Regions from separate parts of the Homo sapiens genome. Here region 2 is linked to region 1. The links are chromatin loops, found by intact Hi-C in ENCODE. Cell type or tissue: Calu3. All regions are shown on one strand. Each heading gives the region's core, and the rest is flanking DNA. Links, peaks and the distances in the headings are about the cores only.

Region 1 (16,397 bases), core at 6,658-11,657:
AGAAAGTTTATAGGTACAAATGTGGAATCAACACAATATTCAGGCTATCAAGAAATGTCTTGATCCAGAAGACGCCTTAGTGTGTCATTGGCTGAAAGGAGTTGGGTGTATGTGGTACTTTTATACTTCTTGATTACCCAGATATAAATGTACAGAGCCAAAAATTCAATGAGGATAAAGAAAAGTATCAGTGGAATACTAATCCAGACAGGCATCGTCTTACAACTGGTGTGTTGCAATCTTCCTCCTGCCATAAAACTGGTACTTTTAGCCTCTTTCTTATTATTAAAATATATAGCTTTCATGCTATATTGGAAGTCTTCCAAAGAAAGTAGGGATTTATTCTAATCTAATCTCTAGTCAAATTTATTAAACCAAGGATTCTGTAAAATGTTTAAAGTTTTAATCCATCCCAAACTTATTTTTCCCTAAACTGTGGCACTCAATGCCGTATGACTTTTCAGGGTCTCCTACAGAATATACTCCTGCCTCATTTGTACTGGGTTTAATTTACCTAAATTTCATTTATTCATCGATCACTCTTTCCAGTGATTGAAAGTATTGAATTTATTCTATATCCTTCCATTAAAATGGAAGATCAATAAATTTAAAAGGGTCGTCAACTTTGCTCCATTTTATAATCCTAGTAAACAGAACAATACCTAGGATACAATAGCTGTTTGGTAAATATTTATTAAGAAAACATATATATATATAAAATAGTTAAAAATAAATTAGTTTTAAAAAATGATGAATTAAATTCTTACATATGCTTGTGTGTGTTCCTTGATCTTTCTATTCTCTTCCATAATGTACCAGCTACATACTAAATACGATGTATAAATTTTTAAAATGAGCAAATAACATCTCTGGGCCTCAGGGAGATTGTAATTTAGTTACTCATTATAATTAATATTCAGATGAATTTTTACACATTTTTAAACATTGCTTAGTTTAGTTCATGGCAATTTACCTATGAATAAATAAATAATAAATATGATTTCTACCTTATAGCTAATATGTGCTTGCTTTCTTAGAAAATCTGTAAACACCTTGGATATTTTATCATTAGCTGATTTTAAAGTAAAATAAGATTCCTGGTTTTGATGCACAGTGACAATACGAATGCCAAGAAAAAGACATAGACTACCTGAGGTGGAAGAATAAAGATACAATGTGTTTCCTTACTAAAGAACAAAGCGCAGGGTCAAGTACTGATCTCAGAATGAAATCCTTACCAGGCATCCAACTAAAGTCTGAGCAAAATTAGAGAGAAAATCAATATTTCACCACTGAGTATTTTTAGAGTTTAAAATTATAGGACACAGAAGACTCTGACAGAGAGCAAGTGAATGGTGCACAGTGTGTGTGTCTGAAATGTCTAAAAATGCTTCACTTGACAAAGCTTTGGAAGGGGTTATCCAGAGTAGCCAGCTTTGATCACTGTTTTTAACTTGTCTTTTCTTTAGATTTGAACACAGAGACAAAATGTTGTGTCTTTTGAAGGCAACATCTACTAAAATTTATGCACTTGCATTAGACCCAATTTTTAAAAAAATTTTAATTCTATGCACTGTCTGTTCATTGTCAAATAATTTTAAAAATGCAAACTTGTTCAAAGAAGAAGTTATCCATTATTTGAATAATTAGAAACAAGCACAGGTAATATAATGGGTAAACTCATTGATTCAGGGGTGTTATTTCACAAAACGGACTGAAGATCTTGAATTTACTGACATCATAAATACAATTTCAGGCTGTAATTTTGAATGGCATTGTAGTATTTTATTAAATGGAGTGGGCTATAATTTATTTCAACAATTCCCAGCAATTCAATGGGACATCGAGTAGATGTCCAGTGTAGTGCTTTCATAAGCTACCTTGTGATAAATGTCCTTGTAGTAATTTTTTGAAATTTATTTTCTTACAATCTTAAATTCTAATCAAAGAGAGGCTAGAAGTAGAGTTACTGATATTTATGATCAAATCATCATCAGAGAAGTTAAAATTATTTATTTCCTCATCTGTACCAAGAGGCACCATTATATTATCATTTGCATTTTTTACTATTTGGGCTACACATGTTTATACTACTGGCCAATTATTATTTATACTTTTATGAGTTGTCCGTATCTATGATGATAACCTTTATTATTGGTTCCACATATTTGCCCCCTTTTTTATATATGGATTCTACAACTACACCTAATACCATATGATTTTTTAAAGCCTTCTGCAGAAATTGTATACATCTCTGCCTTGATGGCATTGAGAATAGTTTATCCCCTCTTACGTGAAAAGACATAATGTTGTTCATGTATGAGTAGAAAGTTAGAAAGCCATGGCATAAAACCACAAATACTCTTGCTCTATTTTTTCTGTGAAAACAATGGCACATCCCAAATGGAAGTTGCTTCTACAGTCTGAATCCCTGGGTAAAATAACATGGAACAGACCTGTATCAGCCCACAGAGACCTGAAGTTCCACTGTAAAACATTATGGTAAGCCATAACATTAGCTACTGCAGCAAAGCTGATTAACACGATGTTCATTGATAAATTTTCAGTTGGAGATTTCTCTTTGTTTTACTATTATTAATAAATATTAAGACTAATACCTCATCATTTATTATAAATCTTGCAAAAATTTCCAACTGTATAATCCATATTTTGAATATTATTGTGTTTAATTTCCATACATATAAGTTTAACTTTTATGTAGTCAAATCATATCATCACTTTTCTTAATTGTCTTTTAATTTCAGTATTATCTTTAGAAATGCCTTCTACTCTCCAAGTTTATATAATCCTTGGACTCTTTGCTAGTTATTTTAGGATTTAATTTTTTATATTTAAATTGTTGGTTCACATGGAATACTATGCAGCCATAAAAAATGATGCGTTCATGTCCTTTGTAGGGACATGGATGAAGCTGGAAACCATCATTCTCAGCAAACTATCGCAAGGACAAAAAACCAAACACCGCATGCTCTCACTCAAAGGTGGGAATTGAACAATGAGAACACTTGGACACAGGAAGGGGAACATCATACACTGGGGCCTGTTGTGCGGTGGGGGGAGCGGGGAGGGATAGCATTAGGAGATATACCTAATGTAAATAATGAGTTAATGGGTGCAGCACACCAACATGGCACGTGTATACCTATGTAACAAACCTGCACGTTGTGCACATGTACCCTAAAACTTAAAGTATAATAAAAAAATTGTTGGTTCATTAAAAATTTAGGTTGCTTTTTAAGACCGTTCCCATACTTGTTTCCAAATGATCATTCAACAATCCAAATTTCACTTTTTAAAAAGTCAGCTTATTTTAACTGATATTTTATTTTTAAATAATATTCTGAAATACTCATTTTGTTTTCTAGATAATATTTTTACACATTGACAGGTCTCCATTTTTTACCCTATTGTCCTTATTTAGTATCAACTATATGTAAATTAGTATAGATATTAGGAACATAAGTTGGAAAATAGACTCCACTTTCAGGGAGATGTTAATGTGGTTGATAATGGCAACAGTTAATGTTATTTAATTTATAATTTTAAATCACACCTACATGAACCAATCTTAATTTAATTCACAGTTTGTCATAAATAGTTTAGAAATAAAACCATAAAAATATTATTTTAATTATGCCACACATAATTAAAAATTGATGATTATATCTTAAATTTTATAGGCGTTATAAAGCTAACTAAATTATTTGTTGGACATCACCTCATTTGATGTTTATGACCAGTGTGATAGATAGAAAACCGAAATGATTAAAGCAAATCAGTGTACCAAAACTAAGTAGCCAGGCTGAAATGAAAACAAATGCTCTTCAGCTTGAAATTCTATTCTCTTTCCGGTATATCATGTCATTTGTTATTTAACTGATACTTCTCTGGGAAAATTTATTCTGAGTTTCAGATGGAGATGCCCAAAACACCTCACTCTTCAAATTGGTGGTATATAAGACAGGATATGTTATGGTATGTAGCAACTTCAAAACCTTGGCATTTTATGACAAGTTTTTTGCATCTATCTACCTGCCTATCTGCCTACCAGCCTCACACTGTATATCCTTTACATGTTATCTACATTAAGAAAATTTAAATGGGCCAGGTGCAGCAGCTCACTCCTGTAATCCCAGTACTTCGGGAGGGCCAAGGTGGGCAGATTGCTTGAGCTCGGGAGTTCAAGACCAGCCTGAGCAACATGGCAAAACCCCGTCTGTACAAAAACTACACAAAAAACTATCTGAGCATGGTGGTGCGTGCCTGTAGTTCCAGCCACACTGGGATATGGGTAGCTGACATGGGAGAAACACTTGAGCCCAGGATTGAGACTGCAGTGAGCCATGACTGCACCACTGCAGTCCGGTCTGGGTGACAGAGTGATACCTCCTCTCAAAAAAAAAAAAGAAAAAAAAAGAAAAAAAGATTTAAGTGTATAATTTTCTAACATAATATGACTCTAACATATAACCAACAAATAATAAAAGGAAAAGTGAATAACTGCAAGTACAGTGGATAAGTGGATGGGAAACAATGAACAGTATTTACTTCCATCTGGCAGGTATTTGATTCTATTGCACATGAAGAAATAGAAATATCTTCAAATTCTTCCCACAGGCTTCTCCATGAATGGTAACACAGGCACACCTTGTTTTATGGCACTTTGCTTTATTGTGCTTTGCAGATATTACGTTTTATACAAATTTAAAGTTTGTGGCAACCCTGCATTAAGCAAGTCTATGAGTGCCATATTTCCAACAATAGTTCTCCAACTTTGTGTCTCTGTATCACATTTTGGTAATTCTCACAATATTTCAAACTCATTGTTGTTATATCTGTTATGGTGATCTGTGATCAGTGGTCTTTGATGTTACTATTGTAATTGATTTGAGGCACCACAAACTGTTTCCATATGAGACTGCAAACTTAATCAGTACTTGTTATGTGTGTTCTGACTGCTCCACCAACCGGTTGTTCCCCCATCTCTCTCCTTCTCCTCGGGCCTCCCTGTTCCCTAAGACACAACAATATTGAAATTAGGCCAATTAATAATCCTATGATGTCTCCAAGAATTCAAGTGAAAGGAAGAGTTACACATACTTCACTTGAAATCAAAAGCTAGAAATGACTAAGAGTGGTGAGGAAGGCAGTTTGAAAACTGAGGTAGGCCAAAAGCTAGGCTTCTTGTACCAAGCAGTTAGCCAAGTTGTGAATGCAAAGAAAACATTTTTGATGAATATTAAAAATTCTACTCCAGGGAACATATGAATGATAAGGAAGCAAAACAGCCTTATTGTTGATACGGAGAAAATTTGAGTGATTGGGATAAAAGATCAAACCAGTTGTAACATTCCCTTCAGGCAAAGCTAAATCCACAGCCAAGCCCTAACTCTCCTCAATTATATGAAGACTGAGAGAGGTGAGGAAGGTGCAGAAGAAAATTATGAAGCTAACAGAGATTGGTTTGTGAGGTCTAAGGAAAGAATGTGTCTCCATAACCTAAGAGTTCAAGGTGAAGCAGCAAGTGCTGTTGGAGAAGCTGTAGCAAGTTATCCAGAAGATCTAGCTAAGACAATTGACGGCTACACTAACATCAGATTTTCAATGTAGATAAAACAGCATTCTGTTGGAAAAAGATGCCATTGAGGACTTTCATAGCTAGAAAGGAGAAGTCAATGCCTGGCTTCAAAGCTTCAAAGCTCAGGCTGACTCTCTTGTTAGGGTTTAGTGCAGTTAAACCTTTAAGTTGAAGTCAATGCCCATTTACCATTCTGAAAATCCTAGAGCCCTTAAGAATTAGGCTAAACTACTTCGCCTATGCTCTGTAAATGGAACAACAAAGCATGGATGACAACATATCTGTTTATAGTATGGTTTACCGACTATCTTAAACCTACTGTTGAAAGCTGTTGCTTAGAAAAAAAGATTTATTTCAAAATATTACTGTTCATTGACAAAGCACCTGGTAAACCAGGAACTCTGATGGCAACACACAAGGAGATCAATGCTGTTTATCAAGTCTCCTAACACAACATTCATTCTGCAGCCCGTGGATCCAGGAGTAATTTTGACTTTCAAGTCTTATTATTTGAAAAATACATTTCATAAGGTTATAGCTGCCATAGATAGTGACGGATCTGGGAAAAATATTTTTTTCTTTCTGGAAAAGATTCACCATTCTAGATGTGATGAAGAACAGTCATGATTCATGGAAGGAGGTCAAAATAGCAACATGAGCAGCAGTTTGGAAAAAGTTGATTCCAACCCTTATAGGTGACTTTGAGGAGTTCAAGACCTCAGTGGAGGGAGTCACTGCAGATGTGGTGGAGATAGCAAAAGAAATAGAATTATAAGTGGAGCCTGAAGCTGTGACAAAACTGCAGCAATTTCATGATAAAACTTTAATGAATGAGTAGTTTCTTCTGATAGATGAGCAAAGAAATGTGTTTCTTGAGATAGAATCTACTCCTGGTGAAGATGCTATATGCATTGTTAAAATGACAACTAAGAATTTAGGATATTACATAAACCTAGTTGATAAGACAGCAGCAGGGTTTGAGAGAACTGACTCCAATTTTTAAAGCAGTTCTGCTGTGAGTAAAAAGCTATCAAACAGCATTATATGCTATATACGAATCCTTCATGAGAGGAAGAATCAATAAATGCAGCAAACTTCATTGTTGTCTTATATTAAGAAATTACCACAATCATCACCCTGGTCAGTCAGCAATCATCAACACTGATGCAAGACCCTACACCAGCAAAAGATTACAATTCACTTAAGGCCCAGATGATTGTTTGCATTTTTCATCAATAACATTTTAAATTATGTTATGTACATTTCTTATTTAGAGATAATGCTATTACACACTGAATAGACTACAGTATAGTAAAAACATAACTTTTTTTTCTTTTTTTTTTTTGAGACAGAGTCTCGCACTGTCGCCCAGGCTGGAGTGCAATGGCGTGATCTCGGCTCACTGCAACCTCCGCCTCCTGGGTTCAAGCAATTCTTCTGCCTCAGCCTCCCAAGTAGCTGGGATTACAGGCACCCAACACCATGCCCAGCTAATTTTTTGTATTTTTAGTAGAGATGGGGTTTCATTGTGTTGGCCAAGCTGGTCTCGACCTCCTGACCTCGTGATCTGCCTGCCTCAGCCTCCCAATGTGCTGGGATTACAGGCATGAGCCACCACGCCCGACCCCAAAACATAACTTTTATACGCACTGGAAAACCAAACAATTCATATGACTCTCTTTGTTGTGGTATTCATTTTCTTGTGGTGGTCTGGAATGGAACCCACAATATCTTTGAAGTATGCTTGTATATTCCTTGACTACTATGAGATACCCAGCTACTCAAAAAGTACCTTAGCTATGCGATTGAAGATCTATATGACCAGTTTTACACTGGAATGTCCCTGACTCCTTTTAGAAATAAACACTGTGGGCCAGGCATGGTGGCTCAGGCCTGTAATCCCAGCACTTTAGGAGGCTGAGGCAGGAGGATTGCTTGAGGCCAGGAGTTCCAGGCCAGCCTAAGCAACATAAAAAATCCCTGTCTCTACAAAAAAACAATTAAAAATTATCCAGTGTAGTGGTGTGTGCCTATAGTCCCAGCTACTCAGTAGGCTAAGATGGGAGGATCCCTTGAGTCCAGGAGTTCGAGGCTGCAGTGAGCCATGATTGCACAGCTACACTCCAGCCTGGACAACAGAGTGAGACCCTGTCTCTTAAAAAAGAAAGAAGTGAACATTATGTTTTGTTGGTCTCACACCTGATTGCTATAGTTCTGTGCAACCTACCAGGTATCATAGGAAAATTCTGTTCTAGACTTTGCCTCAAAGAGGCAGCGCCTCTTCGTGAATATGTAGATGAAATAGTAGTGCTGTTGTTTCATGGTTCACCAATCTACTTGATGTGAAAAGATGAGGTGGGCTTGCTATGTGAGTTACCACATGGTAAAGCAAATCACACTGTGACAATGTGTATAAAGGTGGGACCCTTGAAGGCATAGGGAAAGGTGACCCCCACAGCTCAGCAAGCAAGGAACTACTCTGTGGGTTGTGAAAGGGAGTGAAAAGAAGAAAAGTTTGTTATCGTCATTTATCTCCCTGATGCCTTATACTTAGACATTTAGCCCATATCCTAAACTGATTAGAAATACGATCACTTTATTACATAATCATGAATATTACACGGTGATTGGCTCCATGTGTCTTGGTTATTTCCAACAGCACCATTTTTGCATGTTCAAAACATCAGCTAAAATCCCTGTTGGCCCGTAAGTTTTCTTCCTCAGCTTTGAGAGCGTGAATGTTCCCTGGAACAAATCATGAGATCACAGCCTAGGAACAAAGAAGCACAAAAAGGGCACGATGTACAACAATTACCACTCCCTTCCTAGTTTCCCCAACTGTTATGTTCACAATGCTCAGCCAACCACTAACAAGAAAGGAAAACCGTGGTACAGGAAGATAGAGTTTCTTCCTTTCTTTAGCGAGAAAATGACAGTTTCATTGACCTAAAATCACCTGCCAGCACATCTTGGACTTACTTCAGGGTCCTGAAGGTGGAAAGATTCAGAAGCAGTGCTAGTTCTTCATTTCTCTGAATAGAAATAAAAACACTCCAATTTTAGAAGATGAGAGGAGAGTAATACAGGAAACAATCTACTGTGTCTATTACCCAAGAAACACCTGACTCTGTCTCAGAAATAAAGTCACTGAAGTAAAGAGTTCTGTCACTATATTTTTTAAAAGATTGATTCCAATGTGAATTTTCTTCTTGTTCTTATCCTTTTATCTCTAGCATCATCTTCTAAAATGAGAGGCTCTTTTGACTCATAGTAAGTTAATAAGCTCTGTCTTGTGAGTCCATCTTATTTGCCACATTAATGCTCTTCATATTCATAAAAGGAAGTCAGTGAAAAGTATTCTTCTAGTCTCATATAAACAGAAGTGAGTCATGACCTCATATACTGAAGTATGAAATATGCAGAGCAAATTGCACTATGATAGTAATTTGGCTGAATTAACTTTGTTATTCTTTTTTTCTTGAGTTAATGACCATAAAGAGCTTGTCTGCAATAGTGATTGTTTCATATAAACATTAGATAGAAAAGTGTTCAGTAATGTTTTAAATGAACTTATAGATGTATATGACTACCATGTCCCAACATGAACATATTTCCATAGAAGTATATTTCAGACAATGTTATAAGATAAAGCTAATGGGAAGATATCATTTGCAGTTCAGAGAATCCATAATGGATATTGAAGAAATATATTTTGAACATATTGAAATTTCCTCTAAAGATACAATTTGTAGTAATTCAGCTAAAACACAATAATTAAAACTCTACGTGTTGGAGGGTGCTAGCTGATTATAAAACTAATTCCCTCTTCTTCCTGGGCCACAGCTAGATTAACTTTCCCCAGCTCACTTGAAATTAGATGTGGGCATGTGACTGACTTCTAATGGAGTGTGAGTAGAAATGGTGCATGCTTGCTCCCAGACTGGCCACAGAAATTTCCTGTGTGTTTATACTCTTCTTTCTGTTGCTTCTGAGAAGTGCAGAACCAGAAATTGAAGGAGCAGAGACATTGAATTACCATCAGGCTGGGGGCATGAAAATAAAGCAATGTCTTTTAGGATCCATGGCAAAAACCAGAGACTCCTCTAATATTTCTGTATGGAAAGAGATTTATTACAAGGAAGGTGATGCGTACAAACTAGTTAGAAGGATTGGGTGAACAGAAGTCATGGGGCTTCTATTAGATTTCAAGCTATACTACTGCCATTGTGAGAGATCAGAAAACTTCTGCTGCCACCCAGAGGTGAAAAAGCCTCCTGACATAGCTGCCAACTCCCCAAATGCCCACAGCCCCAAAGCCTGAAACCAGGCAGCAGAACACTGAACTCTACAATAGCAAAAATCAGTGTCTGCAGAAGTCTACTTACCAACTGCCACCACTGAGGGAGAAGAAAACACCTTTGCATCCTTTCACCTTACAAATCCTCCATAAGTACATCTCAGTGCAAAATCTAAATCAAACTTGAAACCTGCCAGTCAGGGAGTCAGAATCCGGGAAATACAGTTCCAAGGTTAGAACTGTAGAGAATGTTTCTCTTTATTGCAGAGGATAGATGCCAAAGCAAGTTGCTTGCACCAGTGACTACTTAGGCAGTAAATGTCAATATGTTATTTTGCTGTGGAAGAATATGATGTGCCAGTCATAGATATATAACAAACCCCGAGACTTTCATAAATAATTAGTAAGATTTAGGGGAGGAAAGGAGCTAAGGCTCTGCTTTTATTCAAGTGGGAGGCAATGAGCCAATATTATAAAGATGTTTGTTTGAATGAGACTATTCTTTTTTAGTCACATAAACACAAAACCTGGGGAGACTTTGATTACACACAGTGGGTTACAATGGACGCAGCTCCGTTCCTGTCTTTTCTGTGACTCAATGTTGAACACACACCTCTCTGTTACACATTTGGTACTAAGTCCTGATGGGATGAGTTTGTCTAGAGCAACGGTATTTAACCTTTCTTAGATGCTTGCTGGAAAGCTGGACAAATTCCTCTAGCTTCTGAAGAGAAAATATTAGTTTCCAGTGAGCTTAGGGAAAAGGCCCAGCAGAAGCTGCTGTGGAATAATAATGTCCATTTGAGTATATGAAAGAAGAAACAGACACGAAGTTCTAGAGAGCAGGCAAAGGCTGCAACCACTAATAATCAGTATTTCTTCTGTGTCCCCTATTCTTCTGAAAGGGCTTTCTTGTTCTGATTTAAAAGTCAGGCCAATAGTTTTCTTTGACATGGCATTTAGTGTGAGTAGTAATTCTCCTATTCAGTTTTACTATCTTTGAGGTAGTTACTCTTATATCTTCATTTTACAAGTGAGAAAACGGGCTTAGAAAGGTTAAATAGCTTGTCCAAGTACTCTATTTATGTGAGCTACAAATTACATTCTTCCTAGAAGTATAGAACTGAATTTATAAGCTCTTCCAACTCAGAAATTATAGAAAAGTATACTTAATGCCAGTATAATTTTTCTACAAAGTTTATCTAGCTATATCAAAGGATTATAACCTGCATTGATTTATTATTATATGATGATCAAACTTTATCAAGTTGAAATATGTAGAAAATAAAATTATTTCACAACTCCAATCTCGAAGTAAAAATCACTCAACAGTTTGAAATACAGAGGTAAATATGTATGTTTTAATTAACAGAATACTGAATATACACAGTTATGCCGCATTTCTCCTTTTGAAAAACAATCTCCTTTTGAACTGAATTGTTTCTTTTTTTCACTATCACAAATAATTTTGCAATTGGTTTTGAATTTTTTTCTAAGAAATCAGTTTATGCATAAAATAGTCATTGCCTTTTATGTTTAATATTTAATTATGATATATGCAAAAATAGGTAACTTTCTTACCCAAACTTCAGTAACAGGAGCAACATATTTGTAATTTAGTAACCAGACATTTGCCTGCATATAACCAGTAAGTTATCTCTTTTCCTGTTTGCCCCGAGAATACTCACCAGCAGCACATGCAGCTGCAGCATTTACCCCGAGATAACCTTACCACAAAATCTCTCGCTTTTATTATGATTTCCACATCTCTCTAGTATATTGACTTTGAAAACAAAAGACATTATTCTATTGGTAGCATTCTGGTTTTAGTAGTAGTGTTTCCATTTACAAAGTATGGTAATTCTCAACCGCTGAAAATGGCAAATCCTAGAAAACATAGCATTCTTGCGCATGATGTTAACATTGTTCTCGAACAGTTGTTGGTCGAAGATTTATTGGATGAATCCATTTTTTCCAAAATAGACTATTAAAGAGCATGTTTATGTAAAATTAAATGAGCTCTGGCAGCGGGCTGCACTGTCTTTTTCTAAACGGGAACATAAACTACAAAGTGCTATTTACCTTAATGACTCAGATAAGGCAAAAATCCCGGGGATGAACTACAGAAAAAGAGAAGGATTAAAAGTGAGAGAACTGAGGAAGTCATCTGTGTGCCTGATTACTTCTATGTCTTTACTCGACCAAATCCTTTCATTCAATTTGTTAGAAATATGATTTTAATTATTGCTCCTACTGAAAATAAACTTGTCTAATTACTTGAATAATTGTATAAATGTACCTATATGCATAAGTAGCAACATTATCATGGTCAATTTGTCCTATCTGGCAACAGTCAAACACATTTTCATGAATTAAATTTCTATAATAATTGCAGATACAGAAGAAAACATAGATCCAGTAAAATAGATCAATTAGGTGAAAAAATTTTCCAGAATAGACTAATGATAATATGATACTATGTATTATTTACTCCCAGAGAATTTTTCTATATCAATATTTTTATTACATCTAACAGATAATACAAGTTTCTGTCTTCTTCAGAGAATCATTTCCAGACCCTGTGCATACCCACAAGGTGCACAAATCTTAATAATTGCATGACTGAAGGCACACTGGCGTGAATTTGACAAATCTGTGAATTGTCAGAAGAAGCAGGACAGTTATGAGAGAGAGCATATGAGGATAAGCAAATACACAGTTGGATAGAAAAATGGTTAGATGATTAGATTAGATACATAGATAATAGATAGATGGATAGATAGGATAAATATATGGTATTTGAAATTGAATATTTGTATATTTCACACACTGTCATAAGGGCTTTGTGTAAATTACGCTTCTTAGCCTTTACGGTAATCCTATGAAGTGGGCATCTTAAATGAGATGTAATATTTGAGACTTTAAGCTGAATTGCAGATGATCTCACACTCAATAAATGACACATTCAGGATTCAAATGAATTTGAAAGCATAGACTCTCACTTATTCATGCAATACAATCCAGTCACCATTATGTGCCAGCACCATTCTAGGCATCACTGATAAAGTGGGAAATAAAACAGACCAAGTTTCTGCCATCCTATTTCTTATACTGTACTGAGGAGAAGAGACAAAAAATATATAAGTACATAATATATTAGGAGCTAATGGACATTGTGAAAAAAGTAAAATCAAAGTGAAGGAAAAGATCGAGTCAGGGAGTCTAAACACTGTTTTTTATAGGAAAGAAGATGTTTGAGCAGAGACCTGAATGGAGCCCAGCACTGCCATCAGGCTATCTGGATGAAGGACATTTCTTGCAAAAGAAAAAGCTCAAATATTCCCAGGTGGGTGTTTGCTGGATGTGTGAGAACAGTTGCAAGGAGATCAGCATTTGCTAAAGACGAATGAGTTGGGGTTGTTGCAGGAGGTGGTGAAGCAGCAAAGATATTAGGGAAAGACCACACAGATTTTCATTTGGGATTTTAGTCTAAGTGATATGGGGAGCCATTTGAGAACTATGGTGAAGAAGACGGCAGAGTCTACTACAGTGCTAATAGGCTAACTCTGGCTTCCATGGGGAGAGTTGTCAGTAGGGAGGAAAAAGAAGAGACCAATTAGGAGGGTGATTCTCAACCCCAAAAATCCAGTGCTTTTTTTAAATTAACAAACATAAATGCCCTTTTTTTAATCATTTTAAATAAATCTGAACTACCTACACAAATGATTACCAAAGTAAATCAAAATTTAACCTAGGCATGGTGGCTTACATCTGTAATCCCAACACCTTGGGAGGCCAAGATGGATCACTTGAGGCCAGAAATTCAAGACCACTCCTACCAATATAGTGAGAGTGTCTCTCTAAAAATTAAAAAAAAAATTATCAAAAATTGAAATTCCTATTTATAATACAAATGAGCAATAAATGAAAAACAATTTATTTTAAAAACCATTTATTTTGACATATGTCTTTTTCTGCAAAAAATACATTAAAAAACAGTAATGAGTGATCAGATTTTGACACTCATGTGTATGTGTACCAAAATTATGAAAGCTAAAAGAGCTGACCAATCCAGATGTCTTATACTGGCAACTCAAGGACAAAAAAACTGCATGGCCAATAATAATGTCATCGTCTGAAGTGATGAAAATAATCCTAGTAAAGTTTCAAACAACACTTAAACTTTTAATTTACACAGCAGTTATATTCCTGAAAAATCCTACGTATTTTAGCGGGGGAAACATGGGGCCAAGCTACTTTATGTTTGTAAGTAAAATAGAATGAGATTCTAGGCTCAGACATGACCAAGAATGCGAGGCACTTAAAAGTCAAGCAGAGTGAAGGATAATTATTTATTCTGGTGTACTTTCCTGTGCATCACTAGCCCCCACTGCTCGGTAAAGGATTAATATCTTCTTCAACCCCTCTAATCAATGAATACAGCCCCATAGGTTTTGAAAGTGCTTCCAGAAGAAGGTGTTACCCATTTTAGAATGACTGAGTCAGGAGACTAAAGCAAAGGACAAGTGAAAAGGGAATCACACTGAAGGTGGTGATCAGTGGCAGATTCAGGATATGAAGTCAGAATTTACCGGATTTGCCAGTGATTGGATGGGGGATGTGAAGGAAAGAATGGCATCAAGGATGATTCCACGTATTCCAGTTTGAGAAACTTGGAGGAAGGAGGTGCTATACAGAGACAAAAGCTTATGACTACGCTATATCACTCTCCATGTGTGATAATTATGAGGCTATTGGGAAGACCCCTTCTGACCATAGTACTTTCTCACCAGCTACCCCTAATGCCTGGAAATGGTAGAAATCTGGCTAATTATGACAAATGCTTTTGACTATAGAGTAAATTAGATTAAAATTTTCCACCAGAATATTCCTTTAATATTCAGTTGAAGCAAGGACATTGAGGGAAAATTTTAATAGGAAAGAAAAAAGTTCCGAATATGTATTTCCACATGAAAACTGATCTGGTTAGAGCAAAGGACTGATAATAAGCATAGAAAATCGGCCTGAAAATGTGAAAAGGAATTTAGAAAGGATAAGTAGATGAAAAGTAATGATAAACTTTGCCTGCTTCATTATTTTGCCTATGACAGGTCATCATCAATTATGTACCCATGGCCATTCTGACAAACGACAGGTAAGTTTCACTAAGCACCAACCCATCTGCAGGGTAAGAAAAATAACTAAGTTAACTTCAAATTAAGAAAATAGGAAAAAGTGTCTCAGTTTTCCCAAGAAGCCTAATAGATGGGGCTACCACCCACCTCTTATGGATAGTGGGAAGTCTGTTGTAAATCATGACTCAGTTGCTTATGAGCTCACTGTCTCTTTTCCCTTTAGGTGAAAGGAGGTTACTAAACACTTTCCTTGACCTGCCCATCCTCCTGCCCTAGGACCAAGCCACAAGCATATTAGAAAACAGAAAACAAGCCGAGGAAAGTCTTTCTGGGTTTTTAGCATGTGCTTCCCTCTGAAATTATATTTTTCAAATATAAATTTAGAATAAGAGAAAATAATGGAAGTCCATGTTTTAATTGCAATGTTGTCTCAATCCATTCCCCTACAGAATACACTCAAGTAATCCATGGTATTTCATGGTATTTTTTCTCACTTGAAAACAAAATCTGCTTTCCTTTCACCTTCACTGGGTGAGTGTGATCAACATAACAATATTGGTTGTAAAAGGGGATCCCTTGATGGTGAGGCAACCCCAGAGCTTGAAGCAGCTGCAACGAAAAACAGGAAAAGGTATGATATTATCCTCTGTCAAACAGAAAAAAAAATGTGTGATTTTGCAGTTTATATCCTGTGCTACTCTTTGACAAGCATGATGTTGAACTGCATTAAATATTAATTTGTATAACGCTGAAGTCATATAAAACTAGGCATAAAACACAGCAGGGGAAATTGCATTTTCTTACAGTTAAGACTATTGTTACAGTCTTCTGGTACCTCCTGCTGTCATCCTACTTAGTAGATTGATGTTTATTTTGCCAGCACACATCGACTGCCATCAATAGCACTGCTAACTTGTCTACTGTTATGTTGTCCTCAGAAGCAGTAAATCTTGCCAACTGCAAAAGGGTCTTTAGATTCAAGAGACTACTCATAATCTCTTGACATGAATTTAATCAAAATTCAGAAATGCCACATGAATGTTTGCTTCTAGCAAATAGTTTATTTTAAGCCTAGGCAGAGCTTTGGTTTTGATCTACAGCGCATTTCATGATGTAAGGCCAGGGATAACTTAACTCCAAAGTGTCATGCTCCTTTGATTTCAGATTTGCCATCTGTACAAATAAATGCCTCAGTCCTCTCTTAAGCCTTACTAAAGAAAGGTATGGGCCAAATAGGCCCATTCCCCCTTACCCTACTCATTCCCAGCTTACTCTTTAATCTTCTTGTTCTTGTCACAAGTCATGAAACTATTATTTTGATTTCTTTTTTTTTCCAGAACACCTACAACATTGTTCTACAAAACCT
Region 2 (16,397 bases), core at 5,841-10,840, 86 kb before region 1:
CCGTGAATTGATAGATTGCCTCCTTTTAAACAATTTTTGAGACTAATTCCATCATGCCTTTTTGCTATGCATATCTGACTTCCAGAAGCCCAAAATTCCCAGAGCATCTGTTGTATTTTACCACTTTACTCTTCTGTGTATTTCTAACCTGAGCTCTGTAAAACTTTTCCACTGTTCTCTCTGAAACTCCTGTGGAACCACCACCAAGTCCCTATAATTTTCCTTCAAATACGTTTTAGTTTTTCTACCACCTTTTTACCTTAACTGAAACCTAGCTCCCATGAGAATACCTTTTCCCTGCAGCCCTCTTGGGTGGAGCTGTGTTCATGCTTATACCCAAAATTGAGTTATGGCTTTAAGGATATATTTAGTAAACATTACAATGAAATGGAGGATATTGATTAGTATGGCCTCCAGGTGTCTTAAATATTTTCAGCATCTCTGATTTTTTAATGCCCCAAACACCAAATAAAATCAATGTGGACCCATAGTTGTTGTTGTTGGTTTTTTTTTCCCTCAGCTTCCTATGGTATGAAAAGGGAAGAAGATGTTAAATGCCTCCCAATCAATAATGCAATCTCTTAATTTCTCTTCTACTCCACAATTCTTTCTAAATTGAGTAGTGTTTTTGATGAGGTCTGGCATCTAGAAGATGATGAATTTTTAGAGTAATATGTTTTTCTCCTCAAGTGGATAAAATTCAAGCAATAACCTCAATAATTCCCCTTTTGGCGTCCCAATACAGACTAGGGAAGAATAGCTTCCTTCACATTGGCACTGACTATACAAAATAAGCAGTGGTTTCCACTTCAGATATAAAAAGGACACACTTACATGGCGCACCAAACACAACCATAGCAAAAGGTCAGAGGAGTTAACACCTGAAAAACTTAAGCAGCTAGCCATTATTCAGAAGAAGATTGAAATGTACATGAAAACCAAAGAGGGATTATTAAAGAAATGAAATAATTAAGAAACACACCTATAGCAGCTGTCAGCACCGAGAATGACAGGTTAGCATGAAAGGTAGTTTGAAAACTGTAAGTTTGAGTAGGTAGTTAGGTAATATTAAATACCTGCAACCTTCAAATTTGTTTAATTTTGCATCACCAGTTCTTAATTGAAAACTGGTTTCTGAGAGAATACTGTTTCCTTGCAGCCCCCTTAGGTGGAAGCTAGACTTTCTTCTTACCTCTGTATGTCGGAACTTGAGGGTGGGAATATTGTCGTGCTTGGTCCTACTATGACTTCCAATCTTTTTTTTTGTCCTTTATATCAGTGGACCCCAACCTTTTAGGCACCAGGGACCAATTTCATGGAAGACAATTTTCCACAGACCAGTGGAGATTTGGTGGGGAATGGTTTTGGGATGAAACTATTCCACCTCAGATCATCATTAGTAAAATTCGTATTGGGACCACTCAACCTGCATCCCTCACATGCGCAGTTCATAATAGGGTTCGAGCCCCTATGAGAATCTAATGGCACCGCTGATCTGACAGTAGGCCAAGCTCAGTTGGTAATGCTGTCTGTCAGGCTGCTTACTTTCTGCTGTGTGGCCCTGTTCCTAACAGGCCCAGTGATGGGGACCCATGCTTTAAATTACAAATTGTCTTAAAGGACTTACTTTGGCTATAGCTCCCTGAAGCAATAATTAACAGACCTCCCATTAATTCTTCTCTATTTGTTGAAAACATTAACTCCTCTTCATTCCTTTCTTTCTACCCATACTCATATCATCATTCTTGATAATATCAACAGGTGGGAAAAATTCAACAAATAATAATATCCAACACTTTTATAGTGCTTATAGACACAGTTCTAAGAAGTTTATATAGTTAAACTCATTTGATTGATACAAAAACCCTGTACAGTAGGATCTATTATCTCCATTATACAAACAAAAGAACTGGGACACAGAGACATTCAGCAACTCACTGGGTTCCTTCAATAACAGGAAAAGGCAGGATTTGAACCCAAGGATCTGGCCCCAGAGTTTGTGCACTTAGACATTAACAACCAGTTGATGGTCACAGCTATTACTATTTGAATATAGTTGTCATACTTGCACACTTAGTCCCTCCAGGCAAAATAACATTTCCTTTTCCTGTATCCTGCAAATTTAAGAATCCTCATATTTTGATTATTTCCATTTTAGATACTCAGTGCTTTCAATCTCCAAAAAATAAACTGTGCTATTTCCAGTGTGATAGAATCAAAGCAAACTAGAATAAGGCAAATTTATCTGCCAATATGGACACTAATAATTACATTTACATAGCCTTAGCTTACATGAAATTTTAACATCCATAGTGAAATAGATGTAGGAATGCAAAGTACAGATTGCATTGAAGATAATATACCAAATTTGAGATATAACTCCCTAAATATTTGTTTAAGCTATGTCATAAATTTGCCTGTGTGATTTTTACTAGCCAGAATAAAGGGGTAATCAAAATATGCTACATCATTCACAGGTTCATAAGATTAAAGCAACTCATTTTCTCAGGGGAGGCACAACCTTCAGTGAAAATGAGATGAGAAAGATGTTTCCCCAATGGTTCCAATTAAGAAAACACTCTGGAATATCATAAACAACCACCTTAACAGCAAAAATGCACAAGCAAAGCACAGAGACTCATGGAGATCGTTTCTTAAAATATCCCCCCAAATATAGGGCAATGGGCTTGCACCAATGTGCAAATGAATAAAGTTCTCTAAGGGACTAATACAGTGTAGTTTTTTAAAATCCTTTTGTTAATTAAATTGGTTTTATTAATTAAATGTATTTACAATTCTCAGGTCATAGTAAAACTCATGTTCATTTTTTTGAATTCAATATACCCTAGATATATTTCTCTCTCCATATATTCATTTCTGAAATCTAGATTTTTGTGTGTTACATGAAAGACTAAAAAAGATTACTTCCAATTTTCAGAAGACAAATAATTTTTGCGAGTCAGATAATGATTCTATTTCATTAAATAGTGGATAAAATAAGAGAGTTAAAGTCATAGTACTATGTTTAAATAACAATGCACTACATTATAATTAAGACACTGGTCAGAGACCAAACTGGCTACGCTTAAACCCAAACTCTGACTGTTAATAGCTGAGTGAGTTTGGGCAGGTTTTCTTCTGTCTGTCCCAATTTCCCCATTTACAAAACTGGGATAATATTAGTACATAATTTTATAGGAGTCATAAAAATTAAATGAGTTATGATATGTAAGGCACTTGGTATAGTAGCTAGCAGAAGGAAAACTCAGTCAATATTAGTTTGCAATGATAATGATGATAATTTTCATGAACAAGTTACCTCGTTTTCCTAAATTTTTCCATTTTCTCATTAGTATAATGGAGATAATACTACTCACATATAGACTTTTTTAAAAAATAAAAATTATAATAAATTACAATATAGAAGATGGCATATTAACAGTGTGTATGTAGTTCACTCCCTGGTACATAAGAAGCTATTATTACTGTTATTGTTATTCATTTTCAACAAATTTTATAGCCTAATATTAACAAAGCACTTCGCTAGTTCTAGAGCAAAGCAGGACATGAATCTTGGAGGATATTTTTTCCAACTGATCTGTGGAGGAGGGCAGATAAGCAGGACTAGCAGAATTCTAGCAGCATGTAAAATATTGGATGCTGGAAATAAACATCTGGGCTTTGCTTCTTATCTGGTCCTCAGGTGATTGCAGCTCAGAGTAAGGAAACATAACATGGTCCTTCCCTAGGGTGTAGAGGCAGCTTTACTCTACAAGTCCAGTCAACTGGCTGTCTTGAGCATGCACGGGATGGTGTGGTCGGTCCACTACCTGTTCTGGTGCGATCAAGGCTCGGGTTCTAATGCAGGGAAGGGAGGGGTAGGTGGGGCAGAGTTCTTTTCTACCAGGACAAGCCATTTGAACAAAGCAGAGTCCTCTTGGACTTGCCTCTGACTGAGTGGCTGGATGATCCAGAACTTCTGTTGACCACATTTACCCAGATTTTAAATCTCATCTGAGGCTCATTTGTGAAACATGAAGGAGTTTAAAAGCAACTGAATGTAGGATGTTGGCACATGCATGCATGCATTTGTGTGTGCCTGTGTGTGTTCATGTACTTTTGAAAATGAAGTGCAGTTGGGAAGAGAATCTGGAGACAAGAGAGGTGGACTCTGGTGTCAGCATCCTACTTACATGCCACGCAGAAGAAATCAGTTTGAGGATGTAGCCTCTTGTTCCCAAGAATAACTGTATTTGGATCATCAGGGGATTCTAATTTTAAAATGACTATGGCCAGGCTCTAACAGTAAAGATTAGGAAGCAGCTTGGTCGTCAAGAGTTTTTTTTTTTTAATTTGTTTTGTTTTCCATGTCTAATATGTAGGCAGTGTTGAAAATCAATGCTTCAGGCAACGAGATGCTGCATAAAGATAATAATTAGGAAGTAACATGATGTAATTTGCCTTTTTAGAAATATCTGTCAGCAGTGTAGATTAGAAGGGGCACAACTGAACACAGCAGAATACAATTTATTAGAAACATCAAGTTGTTAGAAAACAATCTAAAACCAACAACCAGAAAACAGTTAATTGAGAGGAAATATACCTCCCACTCCATTTCTGTGTTATTCTTCATTGACTGGATAAATTGAATTGCTCACATGTCAAAGAAGACAGTTTATTTGTGTTTTGAATTATGTGACTCCTAAGGTCTCAACACACTATGATACACAGTGAATTTTAGTTCCTAGATATAGATATATGTGTGTTTCCTGTTGAACATTAGATGCTACATGTGCATTAAGTTTTATGTACTTAGATTTCCACACAATATATAAAATTATATTTTCATTCTTTTGAAACTGTTTATATGTTTATTAACTAACCACAGGAAACACATTTTTTAAATCACAAGTAGCAAGAAGGATATCTATTTAGATGGAACTTGAACATGATATTGTTGAATTATGGTATATTGAAAGGGTTTGGGAATTATATGGAGAGAAAGTTCCAGCACTAGCTTAATTATGGGAGGGTATTATTTAAAATACCCATTATCTAAAGCCATACCTACTTTGCTACATAAATTAAGTATATACTTATTAACGTTTGGAAAGGGTATCTTTTCTTAATTTTTATTCTTTCCTGACCTAGCATTGAGAACTGAAAATTTACCATTCATTCATTTGGATGAAAGACCTGTTCCAAATTCAATTGAATAAAATGTCAAAAAAGGAAGTGTGTTAGATACTAAAACCCTATTATTAACTGATTATGTATAAAATTACAACTAAAAGCAAGTAGGTCACTTTATGGGTTACACATTCAAGAGCTAAGTTTAAATGCACAAAGGGAAAGGTTAGAGAGGGCTATTAAAATAAACAATAAATAATTGCAGGGAACACCTTGAGAGCAAAGAGAAAGGTGAGGCTAAAAGAGAAAAGGAAATTAAAACCGAATTAAGAGGGTTCTAAAACCAAATGAGAGTTGTGAAGTTTTAGAAGTAGAAAAAACATTAGGGATTTTCTACACAGTTAGTACAATTAGTCGGAATCAGCCGTGGGACTCGGACTTACAGCCTTCTCCATCCAAATTCAAAGGTATTTTCTACTCCTTGTTGCCGCCTTTCCTGTATATAAAATACTTTTTCTTGAAATATATGAACTCTCTCTCCCCTGACCCCCTGGGCTTGTTTCAGGTCAATATTGGTTATAAAGCTTTGAATTTTAGCAGAAAAAAATTTCAGGGCTTCTCTGTCAAATAGATTCATGCCCAAACAACAAAAATGTGATGATCCAGTCTGTATAATAGGAAAAACTATTCTACCTCAAGATTTCCATCTTTGCCTATAAAGTAGGCATTCCCTCCCTTCAGAATTACAGGGTGCTGGTGAGAAGGAGCTTCTCTTTTCAGAGCATCTCACCTCTGTCTGCACATAACTGCTACCATTTAAGAAGTGCTTAAAAATACCAAAGTTGGTTATGCTCCCAAATATTCTGATTTAAGTGTTGAACCACGGTTGAAAACCATTACATGGGTGCACTTGAGAGAACAGATAGATAAGTCCCTCTGTCTATTCACCTGCACACAATCTTCTCTTCCCATCTTGGGCTGAATGATCAAAATCAGCCCTTGTCTATCCTAAGAGCCTCTTATCCTAAGAGAAAAATATTTTGTATAATTGCTAAATAAGAAGTCATTGTGTTTAACAATAGTTCATGTTCTTTAAGTTTTTATATCTAAGTCAAATATAAATGGGATTTCAGTCAGAAATAAGAATATAATCTTTATCTTATATCAAATTTATATATTATTTATACTAACAGAACTTAAAGCCATCTCTTTAAAAAAAAGTGAAAATATATAAATGTAGGACTACAGTAGTATCTATATCTTCTCTCTCTCTATATATATATATATAGAGAGAGAGGAAATGTCTTATTTCTCAATTAATAGCATATAAATGCATATTAGTATATTTAAGTTGTGCCTTCCAAAAACACTTGTTTGCCAAATAATCAAAATGAGCAAGGATATTATAACTAGCAAGAAATTATATAGAGAGCATTCAGAAATGGAAATTTGAATAAACCTATGTGTTGGTTTCCTTAAATAAATCAACAATTCATTTTTAATCATTGTTTGAGTAAGGTAGCCATTAAATTTTCTTAAACTTGACTATATTTATTCAGATTAATTTTACTTTTTCACTTATGTTTCAGTTAAACCCATAAACCATACCCAGAATATTTTATCAACAAGGCATCCTGAATAATTCATACTGGATAATAAAAGGGTAAGTTTATATCTTCATACACACATACACACACACACACAACACAACACAACACACATGCGCGCATAACATACATAGTCTATTCAGTAAATACAGTTTGTAGATTTACGATCAATTTGAATGTGCTTGCATTTCCATGGATACATAGCCATCTATTGTTCTAGAAAAATGGCAAATGATGCATATATGGTACATATAAATGTGTGTGTGCTTATTGCATACATCCAAGCTGTGACTAGCAATGGTTTTAAATGGAGAATAAAGCATGCAAGACTTTAGTTCAGGAATTCTTCTTTATTTTGGAAATAACATTAATAAAAGAAAAGTGTCCTGGTTGTTGTCTTTTTCACTTTTGTAGTCACTGCACACTGACAATTTCGAGTATATGTTTTATCATTCCTACAATATCAGGTCAATCCATGTCTCAACAGTATCTCAACCTTCAATGTCTTGCTGGAGTGCAGTGGCTATTCACAGGTCCAATCATCGCACAGCCTCAAACTCCTGGGCTCAATTTGTCCTCCTGCTTCAGTTCCCTGAGTAGTTGAGACTACAGGCACACGCCATTTCTTGAAGTGGAATGGGTGTGCTCTAGCAAAACAGAGACTGCGATCTTCAACGTCTTCTGTCCTTCGGCTCCAGCAAAGTCTCCCCTCATGTGCTGCCTCCTTCTCTGCTCTTCTTGATTCAATCAAGGACCCAGATTGCTTTCTGCCTTGCCAGTCAAAAGTCCTCAACAAGTGGCCATATGAGCCTACCTTCCACAAATCCACAAATATTATTGATATAGTTTGAATGTCCCCTCCAAATCTCATGTTGAGATGTAATCCCCAGTGTTGGATGTGGGGCCTGGTGGGACGTGTTTTGGTCATGGGGGCAGATTTCTTATAAATGGTTTTGAATCATACCCTTGGTGCTGTCCTTGTGATAGTGAGTAAGTGCTCATGAGATCTGGTTGTTTAAAAGGGTGTGGCGGGAGGGGAACATCACACACTGGGGCCTGTCAGGGGGTGAGGGGGCTATGGGAGGGATAGCATTAGGAGAAATACCTAATGTAGATGACGGGTTGATGGGTGCAGCAAACCACCACGGCACGTGTATACCTATGTAACAAACCTGCACTTTCTGCACATGTACCCCAGAACTTAAAGTATAATTTTAAAAAAGTGTGTGGCATCTTCCCCGTCACTCTCTCTTGCTCCTGCTCTAGCCATGTGACTGCTCCTGCTTCACCATCCAGCACAAGTAAAAACTTCCCGAGGCCTCCCCAGAAACTGAGCAGATGCCAATGCCATGCTTCCTGTATATCCTGCAGAACCATGACCCAATTAAACCCCTTTTCTTCATGAATCACCCAGGCTCAGCTATTTCTTCATAGCAATGCAAGAACGGCTTAATACAATCACCCCACTTTCATTTCATGTGTATATAAACACACACACACACACACACACACTGCATCTTATTTAACAATGAGGCTTTTTTCAACTATCTGTAACAATGTACAAAATATGAAAAATATGTTTCCTAAGGTGGCATTAATCCCAAAATGATAAACTATAGAATATTAATCCCAGTAAATTCCTTGGTGTGGAGGTGTGGAAACAGAGGGTGGGGATGAAGCAACTTTCTTTAAAAGTTTTGGAAGTGTACAATCACAATATATAATAGCATATATCAAGAGTCCTGTATGTTTCATAAATAAATATGTTTAAACTTGTAAATCTAATATATCCTAAAAGGACTCATCCATAAATTTATTTTTGTCATCTAACACTACTAAGATCCTTATAAGAAAAAGTTACACGTGTACTCTTGCTTCAGTTATATAAAATTGTTGCCTTTGACTTCATGTGTTATACCATTTACTATATCCCGCAGCGCATCTGAACTAATTCACAGAGGACCTGGTTGGAGGCCTGGAGAAAATCGGCAGTCTCACATGTAAACTTCCAGTTTATTGGGATGAGCTAAAAGAGTGTATTCTCGACAAAGTCTAGCAGGCTCAGCAATGTGGGTTGCGTGTGGCTTCTCAGGACTCCTAGGTCCTCCTGGGCACACATGCTTTGCTGGTGGCAATGGCACTCCTCCTGTCCAAGGAGTTCTGCCACATCCCCCTCCCGAGAAGGAGCTTGCCTTGCTTCTTTCAACCATGTCACTTGGAACTCCAGCCTTTAGCAAGCCATAGCAACTGGGATCAAAGGATTTAGATATCAGGTACAACTTTTAACTTTACTTCCAGTTATTTCATGCTTCATGGACCACAAATTATGTAACTATGACTAGGAGTCATGCGTGGCCAATCACAATGCAACTACCTTGTGTGTGGAGGACCAGCCTGTGGGCCCGTGCAGCCACACGAGCTATAGTGTGAAGGTCTAGAGAGAAGTGATCACAGCCAGTCTGGGCACGGCCTATGGCACTGTCCACATGAGAATATTCTCTGCAGCTTGAACCCAGTAAAAATATCGTCTCCCCTAATACCCTAATATTATTTTGTTATTGAACACTTTATCACATTTTAGTATAATATTTCCTTCTTCTCTTAGTCCGACAAGGAGCTTAGAGATAGCTTTTATATTCAATTGAAACACTGTATTTTGGGTGCATGATTTTGGGGGAATTTTGTTTGTTTGTTTTTTAACAAGCTACTCAAATCATGTTTATCCAAAATTAAAAGATATAGACTGCTAAGAAAACTGTGAGGTCTATTTTGAAACAGATAAATGAGAATGAAAGAAGTTAGAGTATAAATGTAATTTAAACATACAATATTCAGCAACTATCAGAAAATAAAAATTTATTGAAGAAATTTCCTATTCTTTCTGAATTTCTCATGCTGAGGAAGAATGATTTTTAAAAAAGCTATTTGACTTTTGGAATTTTATCCTCAGGGATAAAACTCAGAACACTACAAAATGATTTATGTATGAGAACATTCATTGTGGCATTTTAAAAATTGAAATAAAGAAGAAATATTAAATCTCTAATATACCTGTAAAATTATTTTTGAGGAATCTTTAGTAAAGTGAGAAAATGCTCACAACCTAGACTTGGATAGGAAGGCAAATTGAAAATAACATGTATAATTAATATAAATACCAATATCTGATGTTTGTGGAGTGCTTACTACATGCCAGACATTGTACTGAGTATTTTTCACTGATTACCAGAAGAAATAATTTATTTTGGAAAATGTAAAATATATGCAAATAAGTGAATGGCACAATCCAAAGTACCCATAATTGTCCACATCGAGAAAAAAAAAAAGACCTATCATGAGCATTGACAAATATACCAGGAACTGTGAGAGGAAATTTAGGTGCATTCACTCAGTTATTCCTCCCAGAAAACCAGTGATGTAGGTTATTTTTGTCATTCATGCTCATTCCACTAGATGACACTGCTATAATAATAATAATAATAGTAGTAGTAGTAGGAGGAGTTATAACATATCTCCCCTCCTTGAAAAATGATACTTTTAATGATAACCCTAAAGAGCATCAGTGAAAATTAAATTTATAATATCCACTTACATATTAAGTATGTTTAAAATGTTGTAATTCTTTTGTAATTGATAATCTATTTGTAGTATCTATAGACCGATGTACCAAGGCAGTAAAACATCACAATTTAACTTTTATACTTTTTTATTTTCTTGGAATACAATGTACATGTCCCCATAGAAATGTTTAAACAGTAGTTAGTGACTGATTTCAGACAAAAAAAAATGCTATTAATTCATTTACTTAGGAGTTCAGAAGAGGTAAGGTATGCTGAGGAACTCTCTCACATTCAAGCACACACACACACACACACACACGCGCACACACACACACCTGTGGAATAAGCATCTCTCACTCCCCTTTATGCTGAATGAACTTGCCAAGGGCTTCCGTTGGTAGTGGCCATTACAGATGTCCTCTTATGCTGGATTTGGAACAGGACATGAGAGGAGAGTCAGGCTTGGACTGGCACAGGAAATGAGGATTCTGCCAAAGTAAGAGGGGATCCGGGTGCCCTCTGAAGAGCTGAGACTCAGTGCCTTGTCAGAAGGGCTTCTCGTGGGCTCAAGGGAGAAAGGGAGAAGGGCTAAGATTTCCATGAGATGGATGAGAGAGGGCCTTCAGATCCCAGGACTCTTAACATGGAGGATGTTCACTAAAGGGTAGGGAAACGGGGCTCTCAAAACACCGGAACCAACTTGTAGCAGCTGCTTGATCTAACATGGAAATAGCAGCTCAGACATTTTCATTGCTAGACATTCTGAAGAAATATGAAATTTTCTGAATATTAAGAGACCCCATCATCACCTCTGTATTCAAAATGTCTTTTCATTTATGCTGTCAGAAGATGATTAGAAATAAAATTTGAAGTGAAACCGTACACAATTTTTACCTAGATTTATCATCCTTCTTTGAAAAATATTCTTGACTATATTCGTTACTCTGAGCCTTTTCAACATTCTGTTTTGTACAATTCAATCATACTATTGAATAATAATGTGATAATATGTGAAATTTACTATTTTTTGGATTATCTATCTAACTTTTTCTACTCTAATGTAATACAATTCTGTTTGGTTATTTAATATCACCACTTGCTCACTCATTACCTGTTCATTGGGATTGTTTACAGGTAATATTTAAGACGTAGAAGCAGAAGACAATGCTACAATGTAGGACAATAAAAATACTATTTCAAATGTGTCATCTCTATACTGGCCCCAAAAGAGGAATGGTACGTTTAACGGAAGAGAATTATATTACAAATCATGCTTAAATAATAAAAGCCATCATTTAAGAAAGAGTCTCCTCCAGAACTGTACTTAAAATAATTTATTTGGGATGCAAAAGTACTTTCAATTGTCTCTATTCATCTTTACGGTCCTACCTTCAAGAGCTAGTTACAAATCTCATTCTGCATTTTGTCAGCTACTTGAACCCAGCTCTCTCATTTATGAACTTGAACTTCAATTCTATATTGTCAGAATAGTGCATTATTACAGTGTTAGGAGTGTATGTCTATTTTAATGGAAACTATATTTATGATTTCAAATGAAATCAATTATAAGTCCAATATAAATCACAAATTGATTAATGTGGTCTCTTGCCAGTTTAAGAGGCTTTTAAAGGCTCTGCTGCAGATGGCTGACTGCAGTGTTTTGATCCGTAGTTTTTTAGAATTTTTGGAACAGTCAAAACTGGGTATTAATGTTCTGTGGCAATGTTTTAGGCATTTTACTAGGTAAAGGATTCAATATCAGGAGGGAATTACATTCTGTTTACTAATTTCTTTTCCTGTAATATTTTAGTAAGGTTATCTTTACTGAAAATATGTCATTTTTATTACTATTACTGCATTACATATTTTCATGAGTGTAACTTAGTTCATGCCCCTTATTTGATTTTTCAAAGAGGAAAGAACAAGCTAGATTTCTTGCTTTACTAGCCATTAATAGAACCTTAAACTTGATCATAAGTAAAAATAGATCATTTTGTTAGAATTAATACAATAATCTCAAAGATATAATTACTATAAGTGGAAATTATAATACTTATTTTATTTTAGCTTAATTAGAATTTATGCCCTTGAAAATAAAATGTGAAAAAGCAATATAAATATATTTTCTCTGAATTTTTCCTTTACAACTATATATATCAATCATTATACATATCATCTATACATACACCTTGATTATTAATGAGTCTAATATTTTTAACTTTAGCTCCTAGAGTCACCCACAGGAAGGAGATCTTGAACCCTTTCAATGATACCCACTTCACTTTTACCATAGTCCTTCACATAGTGATATTTAAGCCTCTCAGTTTCCATAAAGCAGTTGTATAAAGAGATCAGATCTATTTACATGCTATGTCTAGATTGGCCAAATTTTCTCAACTAAAATGTAAAAGAGAGAGAGAGATAGAAAGATGGAAAAAGAGTAAGGGAAGGAAGGAAGGATAAGAGAGAAGGGATGGAAATAGAAAGGAAGGGGGGATAATTTTACACATAACTCGTAGGGTTTTCATGATAATTTAAAAGAATACGAAGAATCATTTATTTTAGAATGCCTTTATTGTTTATAGGATTAAGCATGTTATGTATCAGTTAGGATCTAACCTCTTCCTACAAGGCCGTTTCCTTGAGTAACTATGCACATTTAAGTACCTGATACAGTAGGAACTCAATAAGTAGTAGACACCTCTACCATTACTATTAAAAATGTACTGGTAAAAGTGTTTGAAATGCAGTGTGAATGAAGCTCTAAAATTCTGCTATTGATGTCCTGTGGCCTGGCTTGCCTTATTATATTCCAACCTTTGTTTACTAGTAAATAGATCATCCCAAATCAGTGCAAACATGTACCTTCCTTAGCAGTATTCTAGAACTACCTGAAAAAAATCAGAAAAATATAAAGCTTTGGTTAGATTATTAAGATGAAATAAAACATAGGAAATAATATAGACATTTATAAAATTTTAATTTTTTTTTGTCTCAAAAGCAACTCAAGTAAAATACCTATTTGTGGAAGGACCTGACTGACCGTGGTTAGTTTGACCAATGATGGTAATTACTTTACAGTGCATAGTTATTCAAGGAAAGAGCCTGGAGAAAGAGGTTAGATCTCAACTGATACACAATAGGCTTAATCTGATCAGCAATATAGAATTTTTTTAAGACCCTGATCCCTCTTAAATCTGGAGTTAGAGTATTACTTCCTCATTATAGCTGACCTGACCAAAAATTACTACTCAAATCAATTAGTGAAAATATTTTTGACAGATATTGTGAAATTTCATTATACTGGGGAATGGAGGAGGAGGGAGAATGACTTCACTTGGAGGAATAAAAGTACTGTCCTTCACAACGTCCAGAAGCACAGTTCTCCTTCTCTCCCAAATGAACTAGCGTTGGTTATTGGGATCATTCACTTGAACCGTAGCTGAGGTTCCTCCCTGGGATTTCAAGACATGTAAGTATCTTATATGTGAAGCAAGAATTCCGGTACAGTTACTTAGATACTGTTAATCACTATAATATCTTTCATCTTGCAGCCTTATCTGGATAGATATGCAACCGTTTGCATTTTCAATGAACTTCCAATTTCTAGTGATTTGGCACAACAGGAATTGATTATAAACTGAACAGGATAAAATGGCTGCCTACCTAATTATGGAGATTCCAAAAGTTCTGTATTTTAATTGTCATAATAGGCAAGAATTCAGAAGAAACTGTCATCTTGTAAGTTAGGTAACAGGATATTAGATACAGTTGTCCCGTATTGCTTCTTGAAACCCTTGAGGCCTAATTTAGATATCTGACTCCCTGACACAGAGAACATGATGTGTAGAAGAAAGTTTAAACATCAAATTCTTTAGATTGGTTAAGACCACATACACAGAAAATATTAAGTAACGTGGTGAACTGAAAAATATATTCTGGGGCTAATCTAAGAGGCTGTGGAGTAAGGACATCTTGGTAACTAAGTCTATTTCTAATTTGGCAGTTCTAAGTTTAAGCGAGTACTAGGAATACTGGGGGATAAATGAGGACCATTTGTTCCTGAGAGCACTGCCCTGTGGTCAACCAGTCTGTGTTCACAATGTTTATTGTATTACACCAAGACCTGTAAGGTGTACCTGCCTAAAATAAGATGGCTCCCAGTAGATGCAATGAATATCTGCAGCCATCTGTATATAAGCCTGGCCACAGAAGGAAGACTTTGAGCTTTCTCAAAAGATCTGATATGGTTGTCGTTCACTTAGACTTATCATTTGCAATTGTGTGTTTACTTCTGAGGGCTTTATAGGGTGCCTATGAATTTAATCCTCTGTCTATCACTTAAAATAGTGTGGATTTTCCTGCTTTATATCCCAACTAGCTGGCTTCTTCTTGCATCCTTTAAATAAGCAAACATACTTGATTTACCTCAGTCATGCATGTCTGGTCTCCGTCAGTGTAAAGCTCTTATTTACATTAGTAGAATACCTTGATACTAAGGTCTTATTATTTCAGTTGATTCACTCAACTCCTAGAAATGGAACAAAATATCTGTTTTGATTCCCATTTTAGATTGAGGAAACTCTGCCATAGTTGATTAAGAAAATTATCTGAAGTCTTCATGCAGGTAAGAGACAGATTAGAGATGTAAGAGAATGTGTTATAATTCAACTCCAGCACATTTTTTATTATATCTCATTGTCATACAACATAACTTCCAAATTTAGAATTTAGTTTATGGCATTGTTATAAAGATCACAAGAACTGATACACATGAAAGTGGTTTTTGCACATAAGACTATTCAAGACTCTGGTTCATAGAAAGTCTCTTGCCCTTGCCTCCAGCCCCTAATAAATAGTTTTGCGATAAAATAAAAAAAAAAAAACTTCCTATTAAGGTCAACGTTATTATTTTCAAAATATCGAAATTAAAATATGACAATGACCTTTAATCTAAATAATTATGTGGTGTGGCCGGGTACGGTGGCTCACGCCTGTAATTCCAACACTTTGGGAGGCCAAGGCAGGTGGATCACTTGAGGTCAGGAGTTTGAGACAGGCCTGGCTAACATGGAGAAACCCTGTCTCTACCGAAAACACAAAAAAGCCAGGCATGGTGGTGTGTGCCTGTAGTAGTAGCTACTTGGGAGGCTGAGGCTGGAGAATCACCTGAACCTGGGAGGCAGAGGTTGCAGTGAGCCGAGATTGCACCACTGCAGTCCAAACTGGGTGACAGAGTGAGACTCTGTCTCAATAAATAAATAAATAAGTAAATAAATAAATAAATAAATAAATAAATAAAATAAAAATATATATGTATGTGGCGGGACCTGGGCAATGGGTGTTTTGAGAGAAGTACATATAATTGAAGAAAACAGGAAAACAAGATAATGATGATATAATAAATATTAATTTTGGCTTAAGACCAGTACATTTAAAGGTAAAATTGAATAAGGCAAAAATAAATTCTATCAAAAATAAGCTTATCCTGGAAAGTCCTGTTTAGAAAGAGCCAGCTGATCTGGATTAATCTAATAAATGCTGAATCCAAAGAAATGTACCTGAATACAGAATTGTGTAGATTGAGAACTAAGGAAAATATACTATCTTCTTTCAGAAAACCTTCTGAATAAATATTCCCAAGAAAAGTTACTTGAGTCTATCCTTTTCTATTGGCTATCTTTAAAGCACCCTTTCCCAAGTCAAGGTAATAAATAAAAACTGTGCTTATATTACTATTAATTTGGCTTCTTGTATTTTAAAACCTTTATTTCATTCAGTAAATCTAAATGTGATTTTTATTCTTGAGTGATGTATTAAAATCGTACCTTGGCACTGCATGTCTCCATAACTACATGCATAAATAAGGAAACATTAGTTGATCTCAACCTCGAAGTCGATGTATCCCTGCACTTCAAAATTTGAAAACTGATACATTTCTCATTGTATGTGCCAGCTTGAGACAGATTTTCCATTAGATAAAGCTGCATATAGCCTAGTTGGTCTACAGTTTTTTCCCAAATGAATAATCATTATGTCCCAAAGCAAGTGGTGCAGTCTAGACAGGAAGAGGCAAGTACCTGGAACTGTGAACCGGCTC

What was found. Peaks named below come from ENCODE experiments on the same cell type or tissue, not always from the same donor. Only the 100,000 strongest peaks of a DNase experiment are listed, where the experiment ranks them.
Region 2: it touches region 1 in a loop (7-fold over the local background); 6 of 110 quality-filtered maps call a loop at or near these places.

The regions. Positions count from the first base shown.
Region 1 is chr13:90,958,854-90,975,250 of GRCh38, forward strand. No RefSeq gene overlaps it. Among named protein-coding and RNA genes, the nearest start is that of LINC00410, 40 kb to the left of the region's middle. In Calu3, for the core only: no CTCF peak of the experiment used is centred there; no DNase peak of the experiment used is centred there.
Region 2 is chr13:90,873,587-90,889,983 of GRCh38, forward strand. It overlaps LOC105370311 (a long non-coding RNA gene), which reads left to right and starts at 6,729. Exons shown (of 6, transcript XR_931637.2): 1 at 6,729-6,793; 2 at 8,675-9,010; 3 at 11,432-11,533; 4 at 13,580-13,769; 5 at 14,870-14,924. In Calu3, for the core only: no CTCF peak of the experiment used is centred there; no DNase peak of the experiment used is centred there.